2 separate regions of the Homo sapiens genome follow, and region 2 is linked to region 1. The links are chromatin loops, found by intact Hi-C in ENCODE. Cell type or tissue: endothelial cell of umbilical vein. All regions are shown on one strand.

Region 1 (8,000 bases):
TTACTAATGTCCATTTTCTTTATGGATGTAAATTTCTTTTATAAAATGACAGCTTTTCAGAGCTACTGCTGTGCCTGCAGTTTCTCAGAATAAGCAGCTCAAAATATGCCAAAGAAGTATATTTTGGGGTGGCATATTCTGGTCTCCTACAGTCATATTTTGGGGTGGTGTGTCCCAAGGCCCAATAGGTGTGAGTGGTGTCTGGGCTGGGGGTGTTGGGGGTGCCTCCAGTGGAGTTAAGACTGAAAGTTACAGCATCTTAGAAGGCCAAAGGTCAAGGCATTGGGGGTATCCCCATAAGTGATGACAGGCAAGAGTGTGTCAGGTACCAAAGTCTTCCAGGAACAATGGCAAGGAGGGCAGAGGAGGGTGGTGATGAGGATGAGGGGAGAACTTCGTAAGTGATTGTGAAGACTTCCGATTTGAAGAGGTGGGACAGTGGTGATGGTTTAGTGACTTGGAGGAGAAAGAGGAAGCCTCAACCTTTTCTTTTTAGAGGCAGTAAGAAATACTGAGGCTTTGAGTATCAGTGTTATAGACTGAATGTGTCCCCCCAAATTATTATTATTATTTTGAGATGGAGTTTTGCTCTTGTTGCCCAGGCTGGAGTGCAATGGTGTGATCTCAGCTCACTGCAACCTCCGCCTCCCAGGTTCAAGCAATTCTCCTGCCTCAGCCTCCCCAGTATCTGGGATTACAGGCACCTGCCATTGTGCCTGGCTAATTTTTTGTATTTTTAGTACAGATGGGGTTTCACCATGTTGGCCAGCCTGGTCTCAAACTCCTGACCTCAGGTGATCCGCCCGCCTTGGCCTCCCGAAGTGCTGGAATTACAGGCATGAGCCACCGTGCCTGGCCTGTCCCTGCCCCTGCCCCCAACCCCCCCATTCATAAGTTGAAATCCTAACCCCCAGTGTGACAGTATTGGGAAGTGGAGCCTTTGGGAGGTGATTAGGCATGAGGGTGCAGCCCTCATGGATGAAAGGAGTGCCCTTATACGAGGGACCACAGAGAGCCCACAGCAGCTTTAAGCTAGAAGAGCTCTCAGGTCATCCAGTCTAATAGAGGGGAAAAAGGAGGCCCCAAAATGCCACAGATGAGGGAAGATGAGGGAGTTCCAGTGGGGTCATGCTGTTTAGGGCTCTGCTGGAAGCTACACGAGAGAGGGAGTGCAGTGGGGAAATGGTCAAAAGTTGTGTCCAGAGTGGACGGGCTATAGTCAAATCCTGGTTCTCTTATTAGCACAGGGCCTAAAACTCAATAGATGTGAGTTATTGTTATAATTATTATTACTTCAACAGAGGACTAGAAATAGGTTAAGGAGGGCTCTGGAAATGACTGGGAGTGATCCCAGAATCTGCAAGGTCCACAGCCAGGCCTCACATTGGGTAGGTAGGGGTGTGTGTGTGTGTGTGTGTGTTCGTGTGTGCACATGTGTTGGAGGAGTGGGCCTTGTCTCTTTCCAGGTGCACACAGGGGGCGTAAAGCTTGTCTTCTAAGTATGGGTGACATTCTAATGAGCCAAATGAACATGCTATTGGCAAGTGAGTGTTCCTTGTTCATTTGCTTTTGATCTGAGTCCCAGGCACTGGCCTCCCTCTTTAGTGAAAGGGATGCGCAAATTCTGTTTCATCTCCAGTTTCCAAGCTTGGCAGAAGCCCTCTGCCTGGAAATTGCCTTACTCTGCAGTTGACAGTGCTTACTTACCTCTGCATGCTCAGGGTCTGATAGAGACTGGGTGCTCTCAGGCTGGGCGCAGTGGCTCATGCCTGTAATCCCAGCACTTTGGGAGGCTGAGGCGGGCGGATCACTTGAGGTCAGGCGTTTGAGACCAGCCTGACCAACATGGTGAAACTCTGTCGCTACTAAAAATATGAAAATTAGCCAAGCGTGGTGGCAGGTGCCTGTAATCCCAGCTACTCGGGAGGCTGAGGCAGGAGAATCGCTTGAACCCAGGAGGTGGAGGTTACAATGAGCCAAGATCGTGCCCTGGCACTCCAGCCTGGATGACAGAGCAAGACTGTCTCAAAAAAAAAAAAAAAAAAAAAAAAAAAAGTGGGTGCTCTCTAGTTGTTCAGTCAGTGAATGAATATGCCTTCATGTCTTCCGGTGAGGAGATGGCTCTCTCACCACCTCTACCTTGGGTTGGCTGTATGGGGTTAAGTAAGGAGGAATTTGACAAATGGGGGTTTAAATCCGACATTTATCATTTACTACCTGTGACTTTCTCCAAATCATTTAACTTCACAGAGCCTCAAATTGCTCATCTATAAAACGCCAATAATTATTTCACCTTAGGATTCAGTGATAAGTGGCTGTAACGTTCTCAGCATCATGTCTGCCTGGCATGGCACTCTTGGTAATGATGAGTATATCTTATTGTCATCATAGAGCTGGGTATGACAGCAGGTGCAGATACGCCTTCTCTTTATTTATTTAAAGCTGAGTGCCTCTCTTGTCCCACATTCTAGAAAGTGCTAGGGATAGAAGACATTCTCCCTGCTTCCCACTTCGTATCCACTTGATTTGGTGCTTCAGTGAAAGAAAAGCCAAGCAAACCTTTCCTTGATTCCAACCCTGAGGTGCCTTCAGCCTCAGGTTTGTTTCCCCCGCAGAGCAGCCAGGTAACTGCAAACAGCCCTGGTGTTTTGGGGTGCTCATCACAAGCAGGAGAAATCCTCTGCCTGGAAATTACTTTAATTTGCAGTTGACAAAAAGGTAAATTGCTGGCATTTTTTGCTTGGAGCCTGGAATGTAACCTTGCATGGCTGCCCCAGACATTCCAGGTGGCAGCTTCCATTAGCCAGCCCAGATTTCTAGCTTAAAGGAGGGGGAGAAAAAGAACTTCAGTAATTTTGCAAGGGCAAACCCCTCAATCATTATTTAATTCTGCCAATTTCTTTCCTTCTTTCTTTTCTTTTCCTTTCTTTTTCTTTCTTTCCTTCTTTCCTTCTTCCTTTCTTTCCTTTCTTTCTTTCTCTTTCTTTCTTTCTCTCTCTCTTTCTTTTTTTTTCTCTCTCTCTTTCTTTCTTCTTCCTTTTTTTTTTTTTTTTTTTTGAGGCAATCTTGATCTGTTGCCCAGACTGGAGTGCAGTGGTGCGATCTCAGCTCACTGCAAACTCTGCCTCCCGGGTTCAAGCGATTCTCCTGCCTCAGCCTCCTGAGTAGCTGGGATTACAGGTGTGCGCCACCACGCCCAGCTAATTTTTGTATTTTTAGTAGAGACGGGGTTTCACCATGTTGGTCAGGCTGGTCTCGAACTCCTGACCTCGTGATCTGCCTGCCTTGGCCTCCCAAAGTGCTGGGATTACAGGCGTGCACCACCATGCCTGGCTAATTTTTGTATTTTTAGTAGATACGTGGTTTCACCAGGTTGGTCAGGCTGGTCTTGAACTCCTGACCTCGTGATCTGCCTGCCTCGGCCTCCCAAAGTGTTGGGATTACAGGCGTGAGACACCGCGCCTGGCCAATTCTACCAATTTCTATTCCTTCAAGTTCCCTGCCACTCCTGTCCGTATGTACAGCAGAGCCAATATGGACATCCCGTCACAAGGTCTGTTTTCCTTTGCTTAACCTTCAATCCTGTATTATGACAGTCTGCAGGCTTGTAATTTTTCGTTGCATGAGAGACTCCTTCCTGTGATCTACCACTGTTTGATTTGCGACTCGCTATGGGTCATGAGAGCAGGCCCTTCTGTTTTATTCCTTTGCAGGATAACTGGGATGCGGTAGGCTTTTAGTACATAATTGTTGAAGGAATGAAGGGGCGAATGAATGCGTGAGTTCCAGCGTTTCCCAAGGCCAGAGCGTTTTTGTCTGTCTAGTCATAGATTTCCATAGCATTCCAGAAGGAAGGGCATCGTTTAGATGCGGTGCTGGTCGCCTTCCACTTAAAATATGTCCCAGAGATGCCTGTCTGGGGTGGGGTTCCATGGAATGCAGACTGAATGGAATGCCTTTTAGGCCCGGTGAGAACCTGAGGCCACTGCTGCCATCTTGTGGACAGTATTTGAAACACAGGAGACGTGATGGCCGTTTCTCCCAAAGAAACCTTGGCTGATTCTATTACATGATGAAATATTCTCCTTAGCAGTGCATTAGGCCATGTTACCAGACCCATCCTTAACCTATTTGTATTCCTCTGTTGAAATAATAATAATATAATAACAACAACAACAATAACTCCCATTTGCTGAGTTTTAGGCACTGTGCTAGTAAGAGAACCAGGATTTGACCTCATCCCATCCACTCTGGACCCAACTTTTGGCCATTTCCCCACACTCTTTCGTTTTTTGAGTTCTTTCTCTTCTTTCCCTTCCAACTCTCTACTGTGATTATGTATCAGTCCCTGTAGTCACATCTTGTCTCAATGATTTGCTTATGTGTTTGCCTTTCCAACAAGACAGTGACCACCTTGATGACTGGTCAGAGCTGTTGAGTACAGGGATTTCATTGACCTCTGTGCACCAACTATGCACCAGGCCCTGTGCTAGATTAGGAGTGTGTGAACACACGTCAAACTGGACTGTAGGCCTTCCCAGTGTACGTGTGCAGGGTGTGTATAAAGCCATGGGAGAGACGTGGAGTGTGTTTCTGGAATATATTATAATTGAAGATGGACAAAGGCAGTGGTGGAGAGATTGGTAATTTAATTAGTTATTTACAACCTCGTTTTTATATAAACCGGCCTCCCCAGCACTGCTCAGGTGAACCTTAACCATTATTATTATTTTTTTGAGACAGAGTTTCGCTCTTGTTACCCAAGCTGGACTGCAATGGCGCAATCTCAGCTCACTACAATCTCCACATCCCGGGTTCAAGCGATTCTCCTGCCTCAGCCTCCTGAGATCACAGGCGTGCACCACCATGCCTCGCTAAGTTTTGTATTTTTTAGTGGGAATGGGGTTTCACCATGTTAACCAGGCTGGTCTGGAACTCCTGACCTCAGATGATCTGCTCGCCTCGGCCTCCCAAAGTGCTGGGATTATAGGCGTGAGCCACCGCGCCCAGCCAACCATTATTGAATTTATATGTACAGACATTTCTTTGCTACTTACCCTGGAGCACTTGACACAGAGTTGCTTGAATGTGAAGCAATTTATTTGCAGCTGGGGATGTAAAGGGTGGAGGAGAAATAGCCTCTCTCTTTGAGACTCTCTGGAATGGAAGGGAACACAAAGTGAATATCACATATGCCATATAGCCTCTATTTTAAGTTGGACTGCCCCCAACGTATCCTCTGTGTTGGATGAAGAAAACACAGGCAGTTTTCATTTGAGGCAGTACTAGACAGAATCAAAGCTGATTAAAGTAAAAAGATTGTGAAATGGAATGCAAGAATTAGAATAAATGTATAAATTAAAGCAAGGCTTTCAGAAAGCTTTAAACCTCCAGGCAAAACCTAAAGGTTTTTAGTCAATTTCCCTTTGTATTGGGCTATTTGGGTAAAAGTTCACCAAGGGTCATATGTCATGCCAGTATATAAAGCAATGTCACACAGAGTGACTGAACTCAGGGTAGCCATCTTTTCTCCTTGATTCAAGACCTGAGTATGGCGCACTCATCACTGGTCAGGCACAAGGCCAGATGCTTCAGGGACAGGGAAAGAAGAGGACAGAGTCTCTGTTCCTGTTGGGGGCTGGCAGGTTTCCCAGCTTTAAGTACCAGCATCACCGGTACCACCTGTACTGTACCAGTAACAACACCTATAAGGGCTAAAGACAAAATGGAGAGACAAGAGATACAGAGAGGAAAGCAGCAGAGGGAGGAGAGGGTGGGAGAGGAAGAGCAGAGTGAGGGGATGGATTCTAGAGGAGGTGACAGAGATGACTCAGACACCTTAGAGGAGGCCTGGACTCAGCTCAAACAGAAGTGTCCTCTTCGGGCCCTTCTAAAATGCCTGGCAGCAACCAATGTCCCATGACTGTCCCCAGCAGCCCGCGAAGTTACTGCCCTTTGTGACTGCAAGGAGGTCTGATTGCTGGACCTGCATGGTGTGTGTCCCCAGCACTGGCATGTTTGTTCTGAGGTCAGGAGTACTGCAGAGAAAGCAGTCTCACTAGTATTCATATTTTTCCATCATCATGCTGTCTGAATGTGCCAGCCTTCTGGACAGAGAAGCTTGGCTTGTGACCGGGTCGGGAGTGAGAAAAGGGCATGAATGATGGCCCCCTCAAGTGAGGGAAAGCTTCTGAAACAAGCATGCCTGCAGGAGCCTGAGCGAGTATGTGCATGTGGCACTGGCATGGACCCACTTCTGCGCAGAGGTGGCGTGGCTTCCACCCAGGTGTGACCTCTGGATGCCACCCCCACCTGCATGCTGGGCTCACAGAGATGTCCCCCGGCAGCAGCAAAGGGCCTGGAGGCCCGTCCTCCCTGAGAGCAGAGCTTTGATCTTTTCACCATCAGGATCATTATCAAACGTCTCAGGGAAAGGAAAAATATTTGGGAAAGAATTTAAAAGCTGTACTCTTTGAAATAGGTATGAATGCCAGCCATCTCAGCATAGTTCTTCAAAGGACTGCTTTTGTAGTATTCTCTGACTTTTATTAAAAGCTGTTATGGGAAACATTTCTGCCCTCTACAAATATACAAATAAGAACAACAAGGGTGGGCACGGTGGCTCACTCCTGTAATCCCAGAACTTTGGGAGGCCAAGGCAGGTGGATCACCTGAGGTCAGGAGTTCAAGACCAGCATGGTCAACATGGTGAAACCCCGTCTCTACTTAAAATACAAAAATTAGCTGGGCAGGGTGACGGGTGCCTGTAATCCCAGCCACTTGGGAGGCTGAAGCATGAGAATTGCTTGAGCCTGGGAGGGGGAGGTTGCAGTGAGCTGAGATCACACCATTGCGCTCCAGCCTGAGCGACAGAGTAAGACTCTGTCTCAAAAAAAAAAAAAAAATAAGAAGAACAGTGAATATTAATGGGAGCTTCACAAATGTAGGACCTGCGCTAAGATCCTGATGAGCCATTTCTGTCACTTTTGGTATAATAACTTTTTTTCTGAAGGCCTGTATGTTTTTACAATGAACCCTAAAATCTGAGACAGGTCTCAGTCAATTTAGGAAGTTTATTTTGCCAAAGTTAAGGATGCGTGCCCAATACACAGCCTCAGGAGTTCCTGACGACATGTGCCCAGGGTGGTCAGAGCACAGCTTGGTTTTATCCGTTTTAGGAGACATGAGACATGAATTAATATATGTTTCCATTCAGAAAGGCAGGACAACTCAAAGTGGGAAGGGCCAGATCATAGGTAGTTAAGAGATTGGCAAAATAAACTTTCTGTTTTTTTTTTTTTTGTTTTTTTTTTTTTTTTTTTTTTTTTTTTGTTGTTGTTGTTGTTTTTGGAGATGGAGTCTTGCTCTGTCGCCCAGGCTGGAGTGCAGTGGCATAATCTTGGCTCACTGCATGCTCCGCCTCCCGGGTTCACGCCATTCTCCTGCCTCAGCCTCCCGAGTAGCTGGGACTACAGGTGTCTGCCACTACGCCTGGCTAATTTTTTTGTATTTTTAGTAGAGATGGGGTTTCACCGTGTTAGCCAGGATGGTCTCGATCTCCTGACCTTGTGATCTGCCCGCCTCAGCCTCCCAAAGTGCTGGGATTATGGGTGTGAGCCACCGAGCCCGGCCACAAAATAAACTTTCTAAATAGACTGAGACCTGTCTCAGATATTTGGGGTTCACAAGACAAAGGTTGCATTCTTTTGAGTTTCTAATGAGACTTTTCAAAGGAGGCAACCAGATATGCATTTATCTCAGCAGAGGGATGACTTTGAGTTCTGTCTGTCCTTTGTCCACAGCAAATTTCCTTGTGACGGAGGTATGTAGCTTTTTTATCTTAGTAGATATCTTTTATTTATTTATTTTTTTGGATGGAGTCTCACTTTGTCTCCCAGGCTGGAGTGCAGTGGCGTGATCTTGGCTCACTGCAAACTTCACCTCCCAGGTTCAAGTGATTCTCCAGCCTCAGCCCCCTGAGTAGCAGATGCCCACCACCA
Region 2 (8,000 bases), 220 kb after region 1:
ATTTAAGTCTCTTTCTATACATTCGAGAATCATTTCTTCTAAGCATAGTCCCTTTTTTTTTTTTTTTTCCTGAGGCAAAGTCTCGGTCTGTTGCCCAGGCTGGAGTGCAGTGGCATCTTGGTTCACTGCAACCTCTGTCTCCTGGGTTCAAGCAGTTCTACCTCAGCCTCCTGAGTAGCTGGGATTACAGGCACGAGCCACCACACTCCGCTAAGTTTTTGTATTTTTAGTAGAGATGGGGTTTCACCATGTTGGCCAGGCTGGTCTCAAACTCCTGACCTCAAGTGATCTGCCCACCTCAGCCTTTCAAAGTGCTGGGATTACAGCTGTGAGCTACCATGCCCGGCATCATGGTCTCTGTAGGGTAGACAGCCCTAGAAATTATCACTGCCACCAAATACCTCAATAACATCCCTTTTCTATCTAAATCTAATTTCCCTAATTTGCCCAATCATTTTATTGTTTCTTGTTTTTTCAGTATTTTTCTCTTTTTGAGATGGAGTCTTGCTCTGTTGCCCAAGCTGGAATGGACTGGTGAGATCTCAGCTCACTGCAGCCTCCACCTCCCAGGTTCAAGTGACTCTTCTGCCTCAGCCTCCCAAGTACCTGGGATTACAGGCACCCACCACCACGCCCGGCTAATTTTTATTTTTAGTAGAGATGGGGTTTCACCATGTTGGCCAGGCTGGTCTTGAACTCCCGACCTCAGGTGATCTGCCTGCCTCGGCCTCCCAGAGTGCTGGGATTACGGGCGTGTGCCACTGTGCCTGGCCTCCATTTTATTCTTATAATGTAATTTAATTTGTAGTATCTTCTCTTTTGGTTTATCCATGCAAGATGCTCTCTTTGGTTTGAATACTTCTCTTGAAACTAAGGTTTGCTTTCGTAGGTTGAAAAGGAAACGTTCTTTGTACACTCAGTACTTCCTTTCTCTAGAATTTGGTATGAGGTTATTTTAGTTATACAGTAAAGCTGTATTATTGCAAACTGATAAATGGATTGGTGGGTTTTATTGGGAATGGAATAAATTGAGGACACAGGACTGCTACTTACAGTGTATTTTTTTCAAGTTTTAGAGATATGAAGTATAAAGTTTCTGACTTAAGTATTAGGTCAGTATGTTGGTATTTTGGTTCCAAAAATATTACTGGCATGTCTATCCTGATATAAGCATGTTCTTAAGATTTCTGTTTTACTTCATCTATCAAGTATCCTTTGAAGTCTTTTTGATCTTCAAAAGAAGAATTTAAATCTCCTGGATGTCTAGCCAGGTGCCAAGTACTCTTATCAGAATACGTAATTTACCTAGAGGTAACTGGAATGAAAAGGAAAAGTTCTATGTCTTATTACACTGAAGTTTGTTATTCTATGTATATCCATACCTATGCATTAGATGCACATATTTAGAAATATCTTACACAGCTCCTGCATTCCACTTTATTTACTCCACCTGCACCACAATGGCTTTCCAGCTACTCCTTGAATAAACCACCTTTTCTCTTTCTGTTCCCTCTGCCTGGGACACTCTTCCCCAGATATCTTCATGATTTCCTCCCTACCTCATGCAGGTTTTTATTTAAATGCCACTTTCTTGGGGTTGGGGGAGGACAGAATGGGGGCTGCCTGACCACTTTGTCTAAAATTATAGCTCCCAGACAATTCCTATTCTTTTCTCCTGCTTTTCCCTCCTCATCACATTCTACAGCTAAATTTACAATCTATTTAACTTCTCTTGTTTAATGTTCAACCTTTCCATCAGAATAGAAGTCATATGAAGGAAGGATTTTTGCATGTTTTGTACATTGCTATATCCTCAGTGTCTAGAACATTTGAAAGAATGACTGGATGGAATCTTGGGAAGTTTCTTGAATTTTACTGGTGTCTCTTCTAGAAAAGTACCTGAAAATAGATGCCATTATCTTAAGCTTACATGTGCTTTTTAGGCATCTCAGTGCTAACTGCTTCAGATATCACCTGAGGGTATTTTTAGATAATGATGATTCTTTTTTATGAAATTAACTTTGAAATACTACATATGTAAGCCCAAGCTTTTTGTTCTATCTTCTCAGCTTATTTAAGGGTCACATTGTGCTTGTCTCCTCTGTCTTAGAAAGGCGTTTATACAAATGGGGTAAAATTTAACCCAACTCTTCTACAAATGGTGGTCTAGACTGAGCAAGATTCACAGACTCTAATATACTAGGTCTGGGGTAGTGCCTGAGTTTTCTGCATTTCCAGTAAACTCCTAGCTGCTGCTGCTGCTGGCCCTTGGACCACGCTTTGAGAACCATTAACATTATTATTATTATTATTATTATTATTATTATTTTGAGATGGAGTCTCACTCTGTCACTCAGGTTGGAGTGCAGTGGCGCGATCTTGGCTCATTGCAACCTCCGTCTCCTGGTTTCAAGTGATTCTCATGCCTCAGCCTCCTGAGTAACAGGGATTACAGGTGCGTGCCACCATGCCCAGCTGATTTTTGTACTTTTAGTAGAGACAGGGTTTCGCCATGTTGGCCAGGCTGGTCTCCAACTCCTGACCTCAGATGACCCACCTGCCTCAGCCTCCCAAAGTGCTGGGATTACAGGTGTGAGTCATTACACCCAGCCAGAACTTATATTTGAGGAGCAAGAAGTGGTTTAGCTCTGGTTTTCCCTTTGGAATTTCAGCAAATCTTTGAGACCAGGGGGAAAATTGTAGTTGGAGGACTTAGGGAACATGGAAAGAGACATCTCACTTCTTGCAGCACCGACACTGGCACATTATTTGGCTTTTGAGAGCTCAGCAGTTCTAGTTCCATCACCCTCTCAAAGTTCGCAGAAACTTCCTGTAGAAGCTTACCCACGTATTTTCAGAATTAGTATTTGTTATATTTAAATAAGCCCTAAAAGCTACGTACAGCTTCTTTAGGCCCAGTTGTATCATTGTTCAGTTACCATTTCGCTCTGGCCGACAGTTGAAATAATTACGTAGAGTTAATGTCGTAAGCATTGTCAAATGTCAGTACTTTTAGTATTTATTTAAGCATTATGTTAGTATAAACTAGACAAACCAAATAGCCAAAAGACAGTTTTAATAGGCGTTTCTTGCTCTTAAATTCAAATATCCGAATTTTAAGCATAGAACTTAGGGAAGATAAATAATAATTGTTTTAAAATTATTTTGTCTGCAAACATTCAAATTAACAGAAAAGTTACAAGAATGAGTATGATAACATATAATAACATATAACGCCCATATCCCCTTTACTAAAATTCAACCGTTGTTAACATGTTACCCCATTTTGCACTCTGTTTTTCCTCTTTCAACCCTCACCCACACACATATACATGTAGTATTTTTTTCTGAACCATTTGAGAATGAATTGTACATATCCACAGCCGTTTAAACCCATATACTTCAATGTGTGTTTGTTCTCCCATCCAAGTACTAAACAGACTCAACGCTGCTTAGCTTCCAAGATCAGCCAAGATCAGGCGCGTTCAGGGTGGTATGGCCGTAGACTTCAATGTGTATTTCTTAAGAACGAGGATACTCTTGCCCACAACTATAGCACAGATAGCAACTTTAATAAATTTAACATGGATACAATACTTCTATAATCTACCATTCCTACTGCAGTTTTGTCAATTGACCCACATTTTTTATTCCTCCAGTATAGGCTAACATTTTAATCTACGTTGGTTGGAATTTTTGTCTACAGAATATTTAGTGGATTCTTGTCAAACCTGGGCGAAGACCTTTATAGCATTCCACAGGACTTTTTTTTTTTTTTTTTTTGAGACAGAGTCTCACTCTGTCGCCGAGGCTGTAGTGCAGTGGCACGGTCTCAGCTCACTGCAACCTCTGCCTCCCTGGTTCAAGCGATTCTTCTGCCTCAGCCTCCAGAGTAGCTGGGATTACAGGCACCTGCCATTGCGCCTGGCTAATTTTTTTTTATTTTTAGTAGAGACGGGGTTTCACCATGTTGGCCAGGCTGGTCTTGAACTCCTGACCTCGTGATCTGCCTGCCTCAGCCTCCCAAAGTGCTGGGATTACAGGCGTGAGCCACCATGCCCGGACTCCACAGGACATGTTATTTTGCCCACTTTTGTTCTACATTTTTATTGGTAACTTGGAGGAAATTGTTAAATGCATGCCTAACAAACGTATAGATGACACAAAGCTGGAAGGCATATCTAATGCAATGATGTTTGACTCTAAAAACTCAAAACTAATACAATCAATATTTATGATAGCTATCAACTCCGTGTATTGATACTGATAGAAAGCCGATGCACACAGTGAGAAGAGGTGGCATAAGGAAATGTTTATTGAGGGAACATCGCCATCATGTGGCCTTTTAGAATACTACCCCTTGAATCTTCAACTAACATGTATTTTTGTTTCTCATACTTAAGTGATGTATGGTTCCTTTTTTTTTAATTAATTAATTTATTTTTTTGAGATGGAGTTTCGCTCCGTTGCCCAGGCTGGAGTGCAGTGGCACAATCTCAACTCACTGCAACCTCCACCTCCTGGGCTCAAGTGATTCTCTTGCCTCAGCGTCCGGAGTAGCTGGGACCACTGGCGCCCGCCACCATACCTGGCTAATGTTTTGTATTTTTAGTAGAGACGGGGTTTCACCATATTGGCCAGGCTGGTCTCGAACTCCTGACCTTGTGATATGCCCGCCTCGGCCTCCCAAAGTGCTGGGATTACAGGCGTGAGCCACTGCACCCAGCTGGTTCCTTTAAAAGAAAAGAAAAATAAAATAAATAAAATAAAATTGGGCTGGCGCAGTGGCTCACGTCTGTAATTCCAGCATTTTGGGAGGACAAGAAGGGCAGATCACCTGAGATCAGGAGTTCGAGACCAGCTGGGCCAACATGGTGATACCCCGTCTCTAATAAAAATACAAAAAAGCTGGGCGTGGTGGTACACGCCTGTAATCCCAGCTACTCGGGAGGCTGAGGCAGGAGAATTGCTGGAACCCGGGAGGCAGAGTTTCCAGTGAGCTGAAATCATGCCACTGTATTCCAGCCGGGGCCACAGAGCGAGACTCCGTTTCAAAAAAAAAAAAAATTGGCCGGGCTCAGTGGCTCATGCCTGCAATCCCAGCACTTTGGGAGGCCAAGGCGGGCAGATCACCTGAGGTCAGGAGTTGAGACCAACATGGTGAAACCCCATCTCTACTAAAAATACAAAATTAGCTGGGTGTGGTGGCGCATGCCTGTAATCCCAGCTACTCGGGAGGCTGAGGCAAGAGAATCGCTTGAACCCGGGAGGTGGAGGTTGCAGTGAGCCAAGATGGCACCATTGCACTCCAGCCTGGGCAACAAGAGTGAAACTCCGTCTCAAAAAAAAAAAAAAAAAAAAAAATTTCATGACCATTTAATTTTGACTTAAATTATTTGTATTAAAATACTACTTAAATGTGGACAAATGTAAAATTTAGTATAAAATTAGGTATCTTTAGTATCTAACACACTATAATTTATAGGTATTTGGATATACATGTGCATTGTGAGTCATACAGTGCTTCCTCTCTTATCAAGTAAATTTAAATCTGATCCTGGGTTTCTCATGAGTCCTTTCTTTTGAAAGATGCATAGGTTCTGAGTAAGAACCTCACTGGGGATGGCAGTGGAGCTGAATAAGAGAGTGACTACTGCAGCCTGTTTTAAGATAGGCCAAGAATCCTAGCAATCTTCTCAACTGTACTAAGTTCACTGATTATTTTTCCCAACTTTTATGATTATTTTTCCCAATTTTTATTACGAAAAATGTCAAACATACACAAAAGTTAAAAGAAAATACATTGAACAATCATATATCTACCACGAAGTTTCAATAAGACAGACTCTTTAAATCAAAAATCAAATTACTACAGTGAAAACAGCCATCCACAGAGCTTTACACTATTGACGATATATAATACAAAATGGATATACAATATCTCCACTTGACAAATGGACTCTTAAGCCATGTAAAGAGGACTACTGTTCCCTAATGGATGCAGAGAGAAAAGTGTCTGGTAAAGTGGCTGAGGCTCCTGGGCTAAGTCTTTGATTTTAGAGACTGTTTCTGTCTTCCTAATTCATTTGCTAATTCTATAGCAAACAGACACTGAAAATCCTTTAAGTGCCATACCCAGGAGCTTTGCTCAAGAGTTTGTAGGGTGCTAGTAGAAAGAGCCTAACAAAGCTTAGAGAAACTCTCTAGACTTAATAAGAGTTTCCATACATGTAGATCTTTCTGGATATGGGACTCAATCAATGTCTTTAAAGGATGGAAATTCTTACCGGAAAGCAGTTGCCCTGATAGACACCCAAAACCTTTAAGCTCCTTATGTCCTCTTCATTGTGGAACTAGAGGTCTGGAAAGAGTGGCTGCTATAAAAGGAAACACTATATTGTATTGTCAGATTGAAATTAAATAGAAGAATTTTATCTATGCATAATAGATCATTTTAAGAGCTACTGTGTTGTTCTCCAAATAGTAATCAGAAATCTGTATTCCACTCTTGAAAAAATGAGCTTTGCTGATACTGTTATAGGTTCTTCGAAGTTCAGATTACTATGAGCTCTGGATTTATAGCAAGTCCTCTGGTGTGAAATGAACTGGTTACAATCCCTGCCATACAAAGCTTCTGTCTTCACATGGCCTCATTCTCTATGTATATCTGTGTGTCTGCTCCTTTTTATAAGGATACTAGTCATTGGATTTAGGGCTCACCCTACTCCAGTATGGCCTCATTTTAACTAATTGCATCTGCAAAGCCTCCCCCTCCCCTTTTTTTTTTTTGAGACGGGGTCTCACTCTATTGTCTAGGTTGGAGTGCAGTGGCGCAATCTTGGCTCACTGCAACCTCCGCCTCCCGCATTCAAGTGATCTGCTACCTCAGCCTCCCAAGTAGCTGGGACTGCAGGTACGTGCCACCATGCCCGGCTAAAAAATAGAGACAGGGTTTTGCCATGTTGGCCAGGCTGGTCTTGAACTCCTGGCCTCAAGTAATCCGCCCGCCTCGGCCTCCCAAAGTGCTGGGATTACAGGTGTGAGCCACTGCCCAGCCCACAGACCCCATTTCTGAATAAGGTCATATTCTGAGGTTTCAAGTGGACATGAATTTTGGGGGACATTATTCAACTCACTGTAAGTATGAAACCCCTATACAAACAGGTGAGTGACGGCAGCTTGGAGTTTTTAATTGGGTTATAAAAGATCATATAAAGGATGAAAGTTGGTAGTAAAGAGAGAAGGTAGCTGTTAAGTTTGATCCTCTAAAGAAGACACTGAGATGATGTTAGGAGTGCAGACGGTTTATTGGGGAGCAAGATCTGTGCAAGGAAAAAGGAAGTAGTTATGCCAGGGAGACCATCAGACCATGATGAAAACCTAACAAGGTCTCTGTCACCCCATGGGGGGCTCCAGAGCAGAGAGTGCTGAAAAGCAGAGTCCTCGTTGGGCAGCAATAGTTAGGCACTTGTTCAGTTGTTGGCTGGGGCCAATCCAGCTCAGCTCAAAAGCTGACAGGGACTTGAAGGAATTAACAGATGGAGGCTGTCAGCTAATCAGCTAATCACTCACCATGCAGCTGGGCAGAGATCCTCTTTTTTTTGTTTGTTTTTTTGAGAGACGCAGTTTCACTGGAGTTTCCAGGCTGGAGTGCAGGGGCATGATCTCAGCTCACTGCCACCTCCACCTCCCGGGTTCAAGTGATTCTCCTGCCTCAGCCTCCTGAGTAGTTAGGATTACAGGCACGCGCCACCATGCCTGGCTAATTTTTGTATTTTTATTAGAGACAGGGTTTCACCATGTTGGCCAGGCTGGTCTTGAACTCCTGACCTCAGGTGATCCACCACCCTCGGCCTCTCAAAGTGCTGGGATTACAGGCGAGAGCCACCGCACCCAGCCAGCTGGGCAGGGCTCTTGAAGGGGGATTCTGAGCAGTTCATCTCCATGTCTGTCATAAAACGTGTTTTAGTTTACAGAGAATGACATATACGCACACACAA

Evidence for each region. Peaks named below come from ENCODE experiments on the same cell type or tissue, not always from the same donor. Only the 100,000 strongest peaks of a DNase experiment are listed, where the experiment ranks them.
Region 2: it touches region 1 in a loop (9-fold over the local background); 2 of 110 quality-filtered maps call a loop at or near these places.

What each region holds. Positions count from the first base shown.
Region 1 is chr10:93,285,237-93,293,236 of GRCh38, forward strand. No RefSeq gene overlaps it. Among named protein-coding and RNA genes, the nearest start is that of MYOF, 190 kb to the right of the region's middle. RefSeq lists enhancers at 3,254-4,027, 3,583-4,782, 4,337-4,837, 4,838-5,338. In endothelial cell of umbilical vein, a CTCF peak has its summit at 3,995 (motif pointing left); a DNase peak (open chromatin) is centred at 3,965; H3K27ac peaks cover 219 bases.
Region 2 is chr10:93,507,174-93,515,173 of GRCh38, forward strand. All of the region lies in intron 4 of CEP55 (centrosomal protein 55), which reads left to right. It also overlaps the pseudogene RNA5SP323. Among named protein-coding and RNA genes, the nearest start is that of CEP55, 15 kb to the left of the region's middle. RefSeq lists a silencer at 4,179-4,473. In endothelial cell of umbilical vein, no CTCF peak of the experiment used is centred here; a DNase peak (open chromatin) is centred at 4,308.